2 separate regions of the Mus musculus genome follow, and region 1 is linked to region 2. Evidence: chromatin loops called from intact Hi-C (ENCODE). Cell type or tissue: left cerebral cortex. All regions are shown on one strand.

Region 1 (8,000 bases), 94 kb after region 2:
TTCAAAGAATAGTTCTTAATTGCTGAGCAATCTCTCCACCCCAGCATTGAATAATTATAATTCCAAACGAGTTTAGGAAGAATAACAAGACCCTATTTTTTTTAAATGTTTTTAGCAGAGTTTACTCTAGAAATGTTTTAAGTGGTAAAAATCCATCAATATTCCTATAATTTATTTTCAAGTATTTGAAGTACAGTTTGGATGGCACTTCTAATGCAGAGGACTAAGGAAATCATACATTGTTGAGCTATATACACCATCACTTTAAATATGGTCCCTCTCTTGTGAGAAATCTGTCCATCCATTCTTCCATTCTTCTTTCTATCCATGGTCTACCATTCACCCATCTACCCAATCAAGTGTGCATGTATGAATCCACACATCCATTCTTTCATTCTTCCTTTCATACACCCACCCACTCAGGTACCCATCCACCCATCCATCCCTCCATCTATCAGTCATTTCATCCATCCATCCATCCATCCATCCATCAGTCATTCTACCCATCTACCCACCTACCCATCCATCCATCCATCAGTCATTCTACCCATCTACCCACCTACCCATCCATCCCTCCATCTATCATTCATTCTGTCCATCCATTCTTCTATCCACCCTCCCACATATCATCTCTCCATCTATCAGTCATTCCATCCATTCATTCTTCCATTCATCCACCCCCATCCCCCACCATTTATCCATCTACCCAATCTTTTTTTCACATACTTTTCTTTGCATTGGTCAGTTGTTCTCTTACTCCACATGCAGCTGTTCTGATATGTCAGATGTACATATCTGCTCTTGTGTGATATCAAAAAATATTTTTGATAAATGCTGTTCACTTGTACATATTTTAGTCTGCTTCCATTTTCTCAACATGACAAGATATAGCCATCTTGAGCTATGTATGTCTAGAGTACTACTATTCTAGCTACTATAGATGTATCTGAAGCATGTCACCATTCTAGTCCCCTGATGATGAACACCTGATTACTTCCAACACTCAGAGCTTACAAGCAACACCACTTGTGCATGGGACAATTTCTAGTTCTAGTTCTAGTTCTAGTTCTAGTTCTAGTTCTAGTTCTAGTTCTAGTTCTAGTTCTAGTTTCCAGACGCTTAGTTCTTTAGAGTGGACACATCAGTGATACTCCCACTAGTTGTATGTGACAGTTCCTAAATCCACACTTCCTCAGCCATACCTGGTTATTATCCAGATATTTCATTTTTTGTTAATGCATAGCAGGAGTGTTTTCTGGAGCTGATGCCTCAGTAGTTAAGAAGGCTGATTGCTTTTCTAGAGAATCTAGGTTCAATTCCCAGCATCCACATGGCAGCTCACAAAAATCTGTAACTCCAGTGCCAGGGAATCTGATGCCCTCTTATGGTCTCTGCAGGCACCAGGCATGCATGCAAGCAATCACCCATACACATAGAATAGAATAGAATAGAATAGAATAGAATAGAATAGAATAGAATAGAATAGAATAGAATAAGGTATTAAAAGGTGTTTTCTGGTAATCCTTTTAATTTGCACTTCTCTGGTTATCATTGGTTTAATTATTTAACCTTACGTCTGCTAGCATGACTTTCGTGCCTCTTTTTTACCTATTCATGGCTGTTACATGTATTTCTACTACAGTTCCTGTATTTTTGTGTTGTTCTACAGAGTTCCTTATGTCCTTTAGACAGTAATTTCTCACTCCTTAGACTAAAAATAGACTTTTCCAACCTGTTACTTGTCACTGTGCCTCTGATTTTCTTTACCAAATACGAACCTCTCAAATTTGGTATAATCAATTTATCAAAAGGTTTTTTTGGTGGGGGGGGGTAATAAGTTACTTTTCCTAATGCTGTAATAAGAGACCCTGAGAAGCTAAACTTAAGAAAGGAAGGGTTTCTTTCTGCTTGCCATCTTAGGGTACAGCTTATCACAACAGGAAAGGGATGGGTCCTGGAGCCCGAGGCAGCTGGTCACATTCATCCACAGTTAGGAAGCAGCAGGGGCTGGAAGTTTGGGTTCTGTGCATTTTCTCCTTTTTATTCAGTCTAGAACACCTCTCCACAGAACAGTGCAGCCCACAATGGATGGGTCTTCCCACCTCAGCTAACCTGATCTAGACAATTCCTCACAAGTGTGCCCAGAAGGTTGTCTCCTAGGTGACGCCAGATCCTATCAAGTTGACCATGAAGATTAGCCACAGTTAGCCATGATTAGCCATGATTAACCATGACAGGGAGCACTTTATTTGGCTTTACTTTAGTATTTGGAGGTTTCGTGTTTTTAAACTGTCTTTCATGGCCACTGGCACAATGCTCAAAGGTTAAGAGCACTGGATGCTCTTTCAGGAGATCCAAGTTTGATTCTGGATCATTGGTGGCTCACAACTCTTTGTAATTCCAGTTCTAGGGAACCTAACAGCCTTTCCTGGCAGGCAAAGGATCCATACACATACAGTAATAATCAACAAATAAAAAACATTTTAAAGAAGAAAGCCTTCCCTCAGCAGGTGCAGACACTCATGCCAGCAGTCTCAGCTGCTCAGGATGCTGAGGCAGGAGGATCAAACGTTTAAAGCAAGCCAGGGCAATTCAGTAAAACTGCTAACAAAAAAAGGAGAGACAAGGTATGGCTCAGTTGTGAGGCACTTGCCTGAATTCAGCCCTTATTTCTGAAAAGTCTGTCTCTATTTTCTGTTACAAACACTCTTGCTATCCACAGTCCAATATTCCGTCTAATTGGTATCTTGCTTTATGTCTAGATTCTAGATTTTGTTCTATTTTTTCCTTAAATTAATTCATGTCTTAATGTGCTGAGTTTCCCATTAACTTGCCTTTAGGTTTGTTTGTCTAGGACTTTCCCTAAAGTCCCTCAGTCCACTCTCTTCCCTTTCCCAACTGTCTTAGTTAGGGTTACTCTTGCTGTGATGAAACACCATGACCCAAAAGCAAATTGGGGAGGAATGAATTTATTTTACTTCTACCTCCACATAACAGTTCGTCATCAAAAGCAGTGAGGGCAGGAACTTAAACAGGGCAAGAACCTGGAGGCAGGAGCTGATGCAGAAGTCTTGGAGGGGTGCTGCTTACTGGCTTGCTCCCCATAGTTTGCTGAACCTGCTTTCTTATAGAACCCTGCACCACCAGTCCAGGAGTGATCCCACCCATGATGGAGCCTATCATTAAGAAAATACAATGCGGGGCTGGTGAGATGGCTCAGCGGGTAAGAGCACTGACTGCATCTTCCAGAGGTCCTGAGTTCAAATCCCAGCAACCACATGGTGGCTCACAACCACCCATAATGAGATCTGAAGACAGCTACAGTGTACTTACATATAATAAATAAAAAGACAAAGAAAGAAAGAAAGAAAGAAAGAAAGAGAGAGAGAGAGAGAGAGAAAATGCACTGCAAGCCTGTCTGCCTCCAGCCTGAGCTTATAGAGGCATTCTCTCCATTGGGGGTTGCTCCTCTCTGATGGCTCTAGCTTGTGTGTCAAGTTGACATAAAAGTAGCCAGCACACTGTTAGTGTTTTTACTACTAAGCTGTGTAGAATACTATCTCAACTTCTTAAAATTGATACAGTCTCATCATGTTGCCCTAGCTGGCCTCGTACTCACAAGAGTTCTTCTGCCTCCCAAATACTGGGATTAACGGTGTTCATAAGTACACCCAGTTTTATAGCCTTTAAATGGAACTGCCTGCTAGTGAGCTAGTACTTTCCTAACTTGTATTTGGTTGGGATTACACTGAATCTGTGGATGAATGTTGAGTCAACAACTTCAAGATCGTGAAATTTGCTTCCATAACCAGGATCGTTTTCCTCTGTCATTCATTAGCAGACATCAAAGTAAAATAATTTTCCATATCTGTGTTAGTTAGTTTTTGTCAACTTAATACAAGCTCAGATCATCTGAAATAGGGAACCTTCATTGGGAAAATGCTTCATTCATGTTGGCCTATGGACACATCTGTGGGGCATTTTCTTGATTGATGTAGGAAGGCCCAGCCCGCTGTGGGCAATGTCAACCTGACCTAGTGGTACTGAGTTGTATTTAAAACAAAAACAACAAGAGCCAGCCAGTGGTCTCTGTGCTCTCTGCTTCAGTTCCTGCTTTCAGGTTCCTGCTCTGCTTGAGTTCTTGCCTTGGCTTTCTTCAATGATGGACTGCGATCAGAATGTGTAAGATGTTCAATATTGGCCCAATGTGGTGTATCTTTAAAAACAAATGTATGGAAGCCAAGAAGTCTTCTGTGGCCTGAAGACAAGGCTAGCCTCTTCTTTTAAGTACCTTGTACCCTGTTACAGAAGAAATGCAGAGGTTCAGAGACGTGAAATCACCTTCCAAATGTTGCACAGCTTATGGGTAAAATCAGCACTCGGAGCTGCCTGATTTATAATGCTGCCCTCTGTTGGCAGATCTTGGAAAAGCAGTAGTTCTGAAAGCCCTCCTTTCACTCCTCCACTCCCTTGGTGTCCAGATAAACCCGAATAACATTGAAGTTAGTACATTTTACTTACCGCTTATTCTGTGTTAAGCCCTCACTCATTAGTTTATTCATCTAGTTTTTCGGAGACAGGGTCTCATATGTAGACTACTTTGGCCTCAAACTCTTAATCCATCTGGCTCAGTTACTATTATTGAGCTTTTACTAAGTACAGTAATTTCACCCCTTACCTCATTTAGTCACTACAACCACTCTCAAAAGATAATTGTTATATAATCTTCTTTTTTTCAGACAGAAACTGAGACTCGGGCTGGGCTATGTATGGGGCTGTGCAGGCTATAATTGCAACACTTGGGAGATAGAAGCCAGGGGACCATGAACTTAAGGCCAGCCATGGCTAGATAAGACTTTCTCACCGAAACAAAGAAGGAGACACCCAACTGAGGCAGAGGCAAGAGAATCTCACCAAATTTGAGGCGAGATTAGTCTACACAGTGAGTTCCAGGCCATCTTATGCTATATAGCAGATTATCTCAAACACAGAAACAAACAAACAAACAAACCAAACAAACAAAAAGGAATAGTTTGCAGAAAGGCTGGGTATGTTCAAAGAACCAGAGGAGAGGCTGAGAACAGGTGTAATGCTTATTCGGGGTGGGGTGGGGTGGGGGGAGCATTCTCTGGGACACATAAGTTTATGTGCACATTTTGTGTCCAGATGCCTGAGGAGGTCAGAGCAAGTCTGATCCCATGGAACTGGAGTTACAGGCAGTTGTGAGCCACTTGTGGGCATTCGCAGGTCCAAACGTGGGTCCCCTGCAGGAGCAGTGACTCACTAAGCCTTCTCTCCAGCTCCTACTCATTCTTAGTAACTCACAGTGTTTACTTGATGACGATTGAACTGCAGGAAATATGGAAATCACCCTTAGGAGTCACTACACTGAAATTAAATGTTACAACTTCTCTTGGTTTGTTCTCTGAGACAGCGTCTAGTTATCCTGGTGGGGTGGACGGCTCATTGTGTAGATCAGATTGAACTCAAACTTATAGCACTCCTCCTGCCTCCACCTCCCAAATGCTGGGAGTACAGGCTCCTCTGCCTGGTTTAGTCAATGTAGGGATCCAGCCTAGGGCTTCGTGAATACCAAGCAAGCAGTTTACCAACTGAGCTGCATTTGAATCCTAGCAAAGTAACTTTGTCATGTATTTATTTGAGTATGTATGTATGTTCACACAAACATACCAAACCATGTGTGTGGACATTTCATGAACAATTTACATTAGATGGTTTTTTTTTTTTGCCTTTTACTTTGTGGGACCCAGAAATTGAACCATGATCATTAGGTTTCAAGGCAAGGGCTGAAGAGATGGCTCAGCAGTTACGAACATTTATTGTCCTTACAGAGGACCCAGGTTCCATTCCCAGCACCTGGTTCAACTGTCCGTGACTCCAGTTCCTGGAGCTCCAACGCCCTCTCCTAACCTCCTTGGGCACCAAGCACAAATGTGGTGCACAGGCATACGTATTTACTTAAAATAAATATTTTTTTTAAAAAAGGCATCTTTACCTGCGGGGCCAACTCACTAGACCCTGGGTGGTGCCACTTTGAAACCACATTTTTTTTCAATTAATCTATTTATGATGGCTTGGATATGGAGTGTTGTCACAAGCCCATGTGTTAACATTTGGCCCCTAGCTACTGGCTCTAGTTTGGAAAATTATGACAACTATAGCAGATGGGACATAGTTAGAGGAAATGGGTTGGAGAGGACCCCTTGCCCCTGAGTTCAACCTGTCTTACTCTCTGCTTCCTGTACCTGACAAAGTGAAAGGAAAAAAAAAAAAAAAAAAGTGCCTGCCAACGGCTTTGAAACTCAGTCAGCCAAACAACCCTCGGAAACTTGTGAGCCAGAATCAGAATTCATTTACGTTGTTTTCTTATATCTCAAAAGATATTTGATCACAGCAAAGATAAAAAGGACTAATACAGTATGGATAGTGATATTGATCAGTAATCTTCATTCTTGTCTGCAGTTCAGTGGCGACCATCGGGAAGATTATCAGGGTCTGGGGGATGTTGCTGATCCATAATTCCAACAGATCAGAACAGGTTCTGTGTGACTTCAAAGGCCTAGCAACAATGCAAGACTGTGGGTCGATTCCTTTTACCTAGATACATGAGGTTAGCTCATTAAACTGGCCAATTCCAGCCTGTCCAAGGTCTAAAGACTTGGTCCAGGTGCAGGCTCTAGAGTGGGCTCCAATTGCTGGCAGCTTCAGATGAACCAAGAGCAGTAAAACTCAGGTTTATACTAACCATGTGCCCAGAGGGCCACGGAGCATCTGCAGATGGCCTCAGCTACATCACCTGGACATTCTACATCCACGCCTGGAAATCCGTGTCCCTGCCGCCCACACGAATCTGCTTGATGACTGCGCCCAGTGGGGAAGGGATTTGCCCTGCATGCTGGGTGGAAGTTGTCCTGCCAGAGAACCCTGGCTTTAATTAAAGTCATTAATGAGGACAAAGGGACAGACAATTGCCCTTTTTAGGCCCCTTCTACTAGAAGTCTGGGGAATAGAGAGCCACCCTACTTCTCTGCCTCCTCCGTGCAGCAGGTTTGTGTGGCCTGCCAAACTAAAACCCAAAGCAAAGATCGCGTCTGTCCTGATTTCCTGAGATGCTCTAATGCCTTATGAGTCACTATTTGTTTTTTCTTAAGGGGTGGTGTGGGATTGGGTTTTGAGACAGGTGTAGCCCTGGCTGTCCTAGAACTCCTCTGTAGACCAGGCTAGCTTTGACTACAGGGATCTGTCTCTGCCTCCCAAGTACTGGGATTAAAGATGTGTGCTATCACACCAGGTTACTAATTTTCTGGACTACAAGCCTTTTCCCCAAAAACCTTCATGTAATAACACTAGTTACCATGTTAGGGAGTGTTTAACACATGTCCTCAAGGAACTATGGAAAAATCTTTTTTTCTCTTTCTCTCCTATAATTTCTTCTGCTAATTCTAAGAGTTTATAAAAGAATTTGTAAAATTGTATTTGTTTATTTGGATATGTAGACACTTCTCTTTGTGCATGTGTGTATGCGGTATGCATGTGGATGTGTGAGCGTGCGCATAGAAGCAGACATTGCTGTCTTCCTCAATCACCTCCCACCTTATTTTCCTTTCTTTTTAGCAATTAATTTTTAATTAATTAATTAAGTGTAGGTGTGTGTTGGCACACACCTTACAGTGTATGTAGAGATCTGAGGGCAGCTTGTGGGAGTCAGGCCTCTCCTTCTACCAGGTGGGTTCTGGGGATGTCATTCAGGTCATCAGACTTGGTGACAAGCACCTTCACCTGCTGAGCCATCTCACCAGCCTCCTCTCCACCTCATTTTTTTTTTTTTTTTGAGATAGGGTCTCTCAGTGGACCCAGAGCGCACTGAGCTTGCTAGGTTGGCTGTCCAGCAAGCCCAAGGGATTCTCTTGCCTGCCTCCCCAGCACTGGAGAAAGGATTTTTATGTGGGTTGTGGGAATTCAAACTAGGTTCTCATGTC
Region 2 (8,000 bases):
TGGACACCCATGACTTGTATCAGGCTGTAGAACAAGACTGTGTGTTAATTCATCTGCTAAATACATTGAAACGTACCCAAAACGTCTACAAATCCTTCTGCTATGTAGGCCCCAAACTGTAATTGTCTCAGAACTCATGGACTGATTTTACTGTGAGTTCCTGGTGTGGCTGTGTATGCAGCAGGGGTCTGGTCCTTCTGTGATTCACCAATCCCAATGTCCACCCCTGCCCTGTGACCTCTCAGCTTTCAGAGGCAGTGACATCTGAGTCTGTGACTGATGAGGCCATCACCCAGACTATGGCCCGCTGCTGGGAGGAAAACCAGTACCTACTGTGCCCCCACTCGGCCACAGCGGTGAACTACCATTACCAGCAGACTGACAGTGGACAGTCCAGGTACCAGCAATGCAATCTGGGGCACTGGGGGCAAGCCTCTCCCCCAAGCAGGGCATGCAAGACTAAGGATAGTGACATCAGTAGGCGTGGTGGGTTCTGTACCCAAGAACTAGAGCTGTGCTTAGAAGAGGTGTGAACTGCATCCCAGGTCATGACAGGGATGATGGGTGAACTGGGTTTTTATTGGGATACTTTGCAGGCTTACTATATAAACTAGTTCAAGGTATTAATCATGTCTTTGTCTCTCTCTGCTCTCTGCCCTACTCTGCCCCTAACCTTTCCCCTGGTACTCCTTCCTCTGTCTTCTCCTTTCCCATCCTTATACCTGTTCTCTCCTGTCCTACCCCAATCCCCAATAGCATCAGGTGCTGCCTGGCCTCTGCCTCAGCAGTCAAATTCCCAGAAGCAGTCCAGGCGGCTGGGCTGACCCCAGAGACTCCCGCAGAGATCCTGGCCCTGGAGCACAAGGAGACACGCTGTATCCCAATGCGGAGAGGAGATGACTGGACACAGATGCTGCGGGTCACCATTGAGGGCCTGTCCCAGCGGTGGAAAGATTGTGTAGTGAACCCCTCAGAATAGCCAGGCTGGAATGGGATTGAAGACTCTTGTCCCAGGGCTGGCTGGGACAAGATGTCTCAGTAGTTAGGAACTCTTGCTGCTCTTCCAGGGGACCCAAATTTAGTTCCCAGTGCCCATGTCAGGTGGCTCACAACCATCTATAACTTCAGCTGTAGGATTTTGACACCTCTGTAGGCAGTGTACTTGTACACAGATACACATACCAATATGTGATTAAAAATGATAAAGGTAAGGTGGGTGTTTTGTTTTGTTTTGTTTTGTTTTGTTTTGTTTTTTAGTTTCTTGTTCCAGCTGGATGTGGTAGCACATGCCTTTAATTCCAGCATTCAGGAGGAAGAGACAGACAGGTCTCTGCAAGTTCTAGGCCAGCCTGGTCTATATAGAAAGTTCCATGGTAAATTTGTGTCTTTAAAACTCTGTATACTCTTGTCCCAAGGAGATGTGCCCTTGCTTCTGGGGAAAGCTACTACAGTTCTTTCCTGTTTCCTTGCCTTTGTTCTATAAGGGGTAGAGTGAACTGGGGTAGAGGGGGCTGATGTTGAAAGATTCATCAGTATCCTTGCCTAATATGCAAGTTTCAGGGGCTTCACATGGCCAGCCTTTTGGACATGGGGTCAGCTTCAGCTCAAAGGGGTCAGATCACAGCCCTGTGACACAGGCCTGTTCACCTACATACTGGCCTGGGTCTTAGCATCTCTGGCTCTCAGTGTATTCAGCCACCAAACCAAATTCAGAGCCTTGGTTCTCCTGAACTTGTTTTTAACCTGCTGAAGCATTGGGGATGTTCCTCTGTTAGTTGGATGGAGGCTCTGAACGGCTCTTGGGCAGATCAGAGCTGTAGGTTGAATGTAGACCCATTGGCCTCTGAGAGGTGATGCTGAGGCCTGGGTCACATCCCTCTGCTGCACCAGGTTGGCTCAGCAGAGCAGGCAGGGGAGCAAGGAAACCTGTACTGATGGTGTGGATAGAAGTTGATCACTAAATTGAAGGTTGTGGAGAACAGAAAGTCATGGTGGCATCAGTGTACCAGCCAAGCCAGCTAGCTTTTCAGTTATTTACGTTACTGGGCTCAGATCTTATGGGCAGCAGGAGAGATTTCAGGCAAATGCAGGCCCACAAATAGCAGTAGCAATCACCATGCCTTGGATAGTGACCTTCCCTCTAGAAAGACAGAAGTGAGTAGAGGAAATATTTTTGGCACTAGAAGATGCTACTGCTCCACCCTATGGCTGCTCATCTACTGGGCCTCAGGAGCATCTTCCCTCAAAGGTCTGAGAGTGCTGGCCATCCAGGACCAATCTGATTGGTGTGTCCCACCAGAACATGCCAGATTACATCTCTCTAGTCCTGAGGGGAAGGCTAGAGAGAACCCACTACTAGAAAAATAGCCATTGAGAACCAGTATTCAGGAGGGAAGAATAGGAATACTGGACCTATTGGGGTGGGGGATGGTAGGGCCATGCTAAAGGAACAATAGTGACCCCTTACAGGCAATATAGCACATCACAGTTCCTGGAATACTACCATCCACAGTATCAGACACATGGAACCACTAGGGGCCACTTACCAAATGAGTGTGACAGATTAAATGCTCAGGGGCCACCGTACTGCTTGAGACCTATGACTATGTCTTACTATCGTTTTGCATTTGTGCATGTGCTGTTGGAGACAGGGTCTGTTGTTCACTGCTGCCTAGGGCAGTCTAGCCGGCCTGAAGACTTCCTGGGATCCCTGTCTTTTCCTCTCGTCTTGCTGCAGGAGTGCTGGGATTGCACACTGCCTCATCTGGCCTTTACTTGGGATCAGGGGATCCAAATTTAGGTTCTTGGGCTTGCAAAGCAAGTACTTTACCCTCTGAGCTCTCTCCCCAGCCCTTTAACTTTTGTAAAACAAAACAAAAGAACAACAACAACACACTGCTGACCTCCTTCTTCAGTGACAGGGTCCTGAGAGAGGACCGGGATATTAGAAGATAAAGAAGGTAATCAAGCTTGTGAGCAGGAGGTCTTGCACAAGCTATGCCTTATGCCTAGCAAGCTTATTAGAAAGTACAGCATCCTATACACTATTTCCAGAGGAGATAAGGGACAGAGTCAGCAGAAACTATAATACAGTGGGACAAAGTCACATGAGGCTTATCAAGCAGTGTTGGAGAAGGGGAGCCCAAGGTGCCTCAAGAGCAGTACAGACTGAGCACACACTGTCTCAGGAATGATAACCCCCAGTCTTTTCAGGGGGGAAGGCAAGTTCCTAGGAACGGAAGCTAACTCGTTTGAGGCCCAGGTCTCAGCCCCAGGCTGTCCTTGCCAAGTCAGCTCCTGAGCAAGGACAGAGAACTAGGTTCCTTTTGTCTTTTCATCGGGGCCTCTGAGAAAGCCTTGGATCAGTCTGGCTCTCAGCACAGACCATCCTGGGCACTGAACAATTGTTTGGCAATTTTCAGATACTTTTGTAGAGCAAGAGCCCTGTGGGCACTATTGAGGTGGTTCAGCAGGCAAAGCCCTTGTGCACATGTCTGGTCACCTGAGTTTTGTCCCTAGAACCCACATAAAGGTGGTAGGAGAGAATCTACTCACATCGTATACATGCAATAATAATACATACAAGTAAACAAATTGTAAGAGGTCATAACGTTTTCCTAATATCACCTACAATATGTCCGTTGCTGCTTTACAGAAATTAATTCATGGGATCCGGATGGCAGTGTGACAAGTCCATTTTACAAAGGAGCCAACTGGGATTCTGGGAGATGATGGCTTTGAGTTCTGTGTGAAGTGTTCATTGAAGCTACTCTGGAGAGCCAGTGGGGTTCCCTTGGGTTTCCAGCCTCCTCCTAGTCTCCACTCCTCTTTGCCCCCCTTTTCTTTATCCCTGGTCCCCCTCACCTGTCTTTGCTTTGTGTGAGAACCTGGCTGTGCTTTCCTAGACGGCCCACCTCCTAATAGTCCCACCCTCTAAAGGCCAGGCATTGAAACACATGCATGTGTGGGGGCCTTGTAACAGGTGCAGTGTCAAGATTTAAAGCAGAGCTTGGCTGCTAGGCCACCTGTTGAGGGTCACTTCTCCCTCATCTCTTATCTTCCTATTGTCTCTGATCCAAGGCTCACTCCTCATCAGGGATCATGTTGCTTGTAAAACCGATTCAGCTTAAGTATCTCTGGTTCAGACCCCAGCAGCGTGTAAGCAACCCTGCAAGCAAAGGTGAGCACTCTCTGGCTCCCTTGGGGAAAAGAAGCCTTCCAAATCCACTGGAAAGCCTGGCAATAATTCTCCCAGCCAGCAGAGGGCAGCAGAACACATCCAAAGTCCTTGCTTTAAAGTAGGTGGGGCTGGCCAATCCAACCACACTCCTGTCATTGCTCATGGGCAAACCACCTGTCTGACTTTATTTTCTGAAGTCTGGGGACCCTGAAGGTTTGAGGGTTGAACTTAGTACCTTGCACATGCTAGGCAGGTGCTCTACTACTGAGTCATATCTAGGCTTGTCCCAGAGGACAACCTCAGGTGCTGTTCAGCAGGCTCTGCCCTGTTTTATTTTATTTTTTTTAGACAGGCTCTTTCATTGTTCTGGAGCTTTCTTTTTTTTTTTTTTTTTTTTTTTTTTTTTTTTTTTTTTTTTTTTTTTAGATCAAGTCTTGATTTTTATTACTTAAAAAATGTGCATATCTATTTTGCTTTCTGACTCTGTGCTTGTGCCTTCAACACTTTCACAACGATTTTCTGCTCCTCAATAAGGAAAGCCCGCTTGATCCTGTCACGGACACACTTGGCACACATGGAGCCGCCATAGGCCCTGCTGACGTGCTTCTGTGTCTTAGACAGTCTCATAAGGACTTTGGGCCGCACAGCACGAACCCCTCGAAGTCTGCCTGGGCACACGCCACATGCGGATTTAGGTGCTTTCCCAACCTTCTTGGTGTAGAGGTAAACAATCCTGTTGCCAGGGGTTCGAGACAGCCTAGTTTTGTTAGAGGCTGTGTTGTAGGAAAGCCTACGGCGGTATGTCAAACGCTGGACCATCCTGAGTGCCTCTGAGCACCGTCCCCGGAAGAGTTCTGGAGCTTTCTAAGCAGCAAAGCTGGTTAGTCAGCAAGTCCTGGATTCCATAAAAAATAACTTAAAAATTTAAAAAAATGTATTGCATCTTATTATTGGTGCCTCTCTCTCTCCTTTTAAAAGTTCACATATGCCTCGTGTGTGTGTGTGTGTGTGTGTGTGTGTGTGTGTGCCCTCGCGTGCGTCCGTCTGTCTGTCTGTCTGTCTGTCTGTCTGTGATTTCTGAGAGAGCAATAGTAGCTGGAGATGGGGAGACCCAGTAAGCAAGCCCATGTCTGTGCAAAGGCCAGAGGAGGAGTCAGGTGTCCCATTCTGTGACTCTCCATCATATTCCCTTGAGGCAGCATCTCTCATTGAACCTGGAGCTAGGCTAGCAGGGAGCAAGCCACAACCATCAATCACCTGTCTCCACCACCAGAGAGCTGGTGTAAAACTTCTTACTGACACGCTTCCGTACTGCTTCAACTAGGAAAAGCAGACGTAAACACAGAATCAAGAAAGTCAAAATAACCTTGTCACTGTGTAACACGCATGTGCTGGTACCAAGACTGTGGTGGACTCCAGCAGTGTCCTCCCGGCACATGATCATTGTGGGTGTCTATTGATAAGCTTTTCTTCCATTTGTGCTGCAGGAACACCCTAGTCACAGCAGCTGGGAGGTCATTTCCCTTCTCTCAGAGCCAGCTTAGCCCAGTGCCTCAGCCTCCTGTGTGACAGAGTTTCTGGCTGGTGATTGTGGATTCAGATATAAATGCAGACACTGAAATTATGCAGTGACTTGATTTTTAAGTCATTCAGATGGATCTAGAAAATTATTTGAAAAAAATAGTGTACAAACTCACACACATGAAATGCATTGCTGCTGGAGAAGTGTGTGTGTGTGTGGTGTGGTGTGTGGTGTGTGTGTGTGTGTGTTTAGGCCAGAGAACAACCTCCTGTGTTGTTCCTCAGGTGCTGTCATTTTTTATTTATTTATTTTTTTTGACACAGTATCTCATTGACCTGGAGCTGGTTGGTCAGCAAGTCCTAGATTCCTGGATTCCCTTTTGAGAAATCTCTCTCTCAGTCCTTACTTCTTATAGGTGAGCAAGTTGAGTCTCAGACAGGACCTCTGCCTTAGCCTTAGTACACAGATCATCAGGGTGGGGCAAATGAGATCCAGTGTGCACAGCCATTTCTCCTGATAAGACCCTCAGTCAGTCAGAACAGACTTGGTTCTGGAGAAGGAGCCTGGGTATGGATTCTTGAGGGAACAGTCATGGTAGTGTGGGGACTTCCCTGGAGGTATCTAGTCACCAGCTTCCAAATCTGAGGAAATGAGAGAGTACTGGTGTGCACAGCCCCTGGGAAAAGCCGACGACCCTACCACTCTACATTCAGATTAAGTGCAGGTTGTCTCAACTCCATGGCCTTCCATTCCTATGGTTGTCACCTGGTTCTGGCCCTTACGCTACCAGAGAAAGCTCCCCTGGACTGGCTCTGCCTCAAACTATAGGTGCATAGGTGCAAGATGGAGAAACATGGAGCAGATGCAAATACCTTGTCCCCATGAGGATGGTGGAGCAGAGAGGGCATGACACCCTTTGTTCCCTGAGATGAGCAGTACCTGGGGGGAGGAAATAACAAGACTCATATTTAAAGCCAGGTTAGTTACATTTGAAGAGGAAGGTAAGGTGGGGGGTTTGATGAGATAGCTAAGTAGGTAAAGATGCCCCCTCATACACGAGAGAGAGAGAGAGAGAGAGAGAGAGAGAGAGAGAGAGAGAGAGAGAGAGAGAGAGAGAATTCTATAAGAGCAGGGGTCATCAGAAAAGACACTTTAGTCATTCTAAGAGCTGAGGTTAGTCCCATGAGGGTCCGGAACACACTGGTCAGCTTTGAGCACTTATGTGAGACCTCAAAGCCCTGCCTCCACAGTGACACACTTTCTCTAAAAGGCTATACCTCCTCCAATAAAGCCACATCTCTTAATAGTGCCACTTCCCATGGTCCAAGCCTAGCCAAACCAACCCAGAGCTGAAGTGGGTGGAGCTGGGGTTAAATGATGGGATGAAGAGACTGAAAACCTGCCCCTCAAACGCTAGAAGGACCACTTTCAAGGAAGTTTGGAGTATGGGAATGACACGAGAAAGAGTCACCTGGGAAGAGGCCATCCCAGCCGAGGGATCGCCCTATCAGATTGGCCCATGGGTATGTCTGTGGGGCATTTTCTTGATTAATGATTGATGTGAAATGGGCCACCGCTTGGCAGCTGGTCCTGGTTCATATAAAAAGCAAGCTGAGCAGGCTGTGGAGAGCAAGATAGTGATTGGCTCCTCCATGGCCTTTGCTTTCGCTCCTGCCTTGGCTTCCCTTGGTGGTTAACTGTGTAAAATGGAATAAACCCTTTCCTACCCAGGTTGCTTTTGGTCATGGCAGTAGGAAGCAAACCAGGACACAGGGTAAGTGAACATACTGGGGTCGGGCCTTGTGTGGGCCTCAGCTTGATGAATAAAAGGATTGGAAGAAGTGGGTAAGCATGCCTCCAATGCTCGGGTTGGTCCTTATCATCTCTAAAAGGACTTCAGTCTTCTTGGCATTAGGCGTCTGCTCTCCTGGTCTCAAGTTGCAAACTGGTAATCCTGTGATTTAAGTGTTTGCTCTTGACAATTTTCAAGTTCTGTGTGCGTGGTTCTTAGTCATGGTCCCCGCATTGCACTGTAGATCTCTTGAACCTGTTTCTTACAAACCTTAGTTTTTTGAAGATTGGCAAGATGGCTTAGCAGGTAAAGGTGCATACTGCCAAGACTGGCGACCTGAGTTCAAGTCCCAAGATCCCCAAGGTGGAAGGAAACGGAAGAAATCAACTCTACAAAGTTCTGACTTCCTCATGTGTGCTACAGCTCCTGTATGATACATTCATAACTGCACACTTATATACCCACAGCCCTGCCTGGCACAAATGAATAAATGTAATAATAGAAGT

The links. A loop is a pair of places that touch in the nucleus more often than their neighbours do. Peaks named below come from ENCODE experiments on the same cell type or tissue, not always from the same donor. Only the 100,000 strongest peaks of a DNase experiment are listed, where the experiment ranks them.
Region 1: a loop joins it to region 2, with 7 times the contacts of the local background. A loop is called at or near these places in 29 of 42 quality-filtered maps.

Annotation. Positions count from the first base shown.
Region 1 is chr6:71,027,144-71,035,143 of GRCm38, reverse strand. No RefSeq gene overlaps it. Among named protein-coding and RNA genes, the nearest start is that of Gm23485, 8.6 kb to the left of the region's middle. In left cerebral cortex, a CTCF peak has its summit at 4,413 (motif pointing left); DNase peaks (open chromatin) are centred at 4,406 and 5,355.
Region 2 is chr6:71,121,609-71,129,608 of GRCm38, reverse strand. It overlaps Rpl34-ps1 (ribosomal protein L34, pseudogene 1), which reads right to left and starts at 5,020. Exons shown (of 1, transcript NM_001199350.1): 1 at 4,608-5,020. The coding sequence starts at 4,999. The coding sequence ends at 4,646. Thnsl2 (threonine synthase-like 2 (bacterial)) reads left to right here. Exons shown (of 9, transcript NM_001033929.2): 8 at 246-397; 9 at 757-1,443. The coding sequence ends at 979. In left cerebral cortex, CTCF peaks have their summits at 350 and 4,254 (motif pointing right); a DNase peak (open chromatin) is centred at 4,261.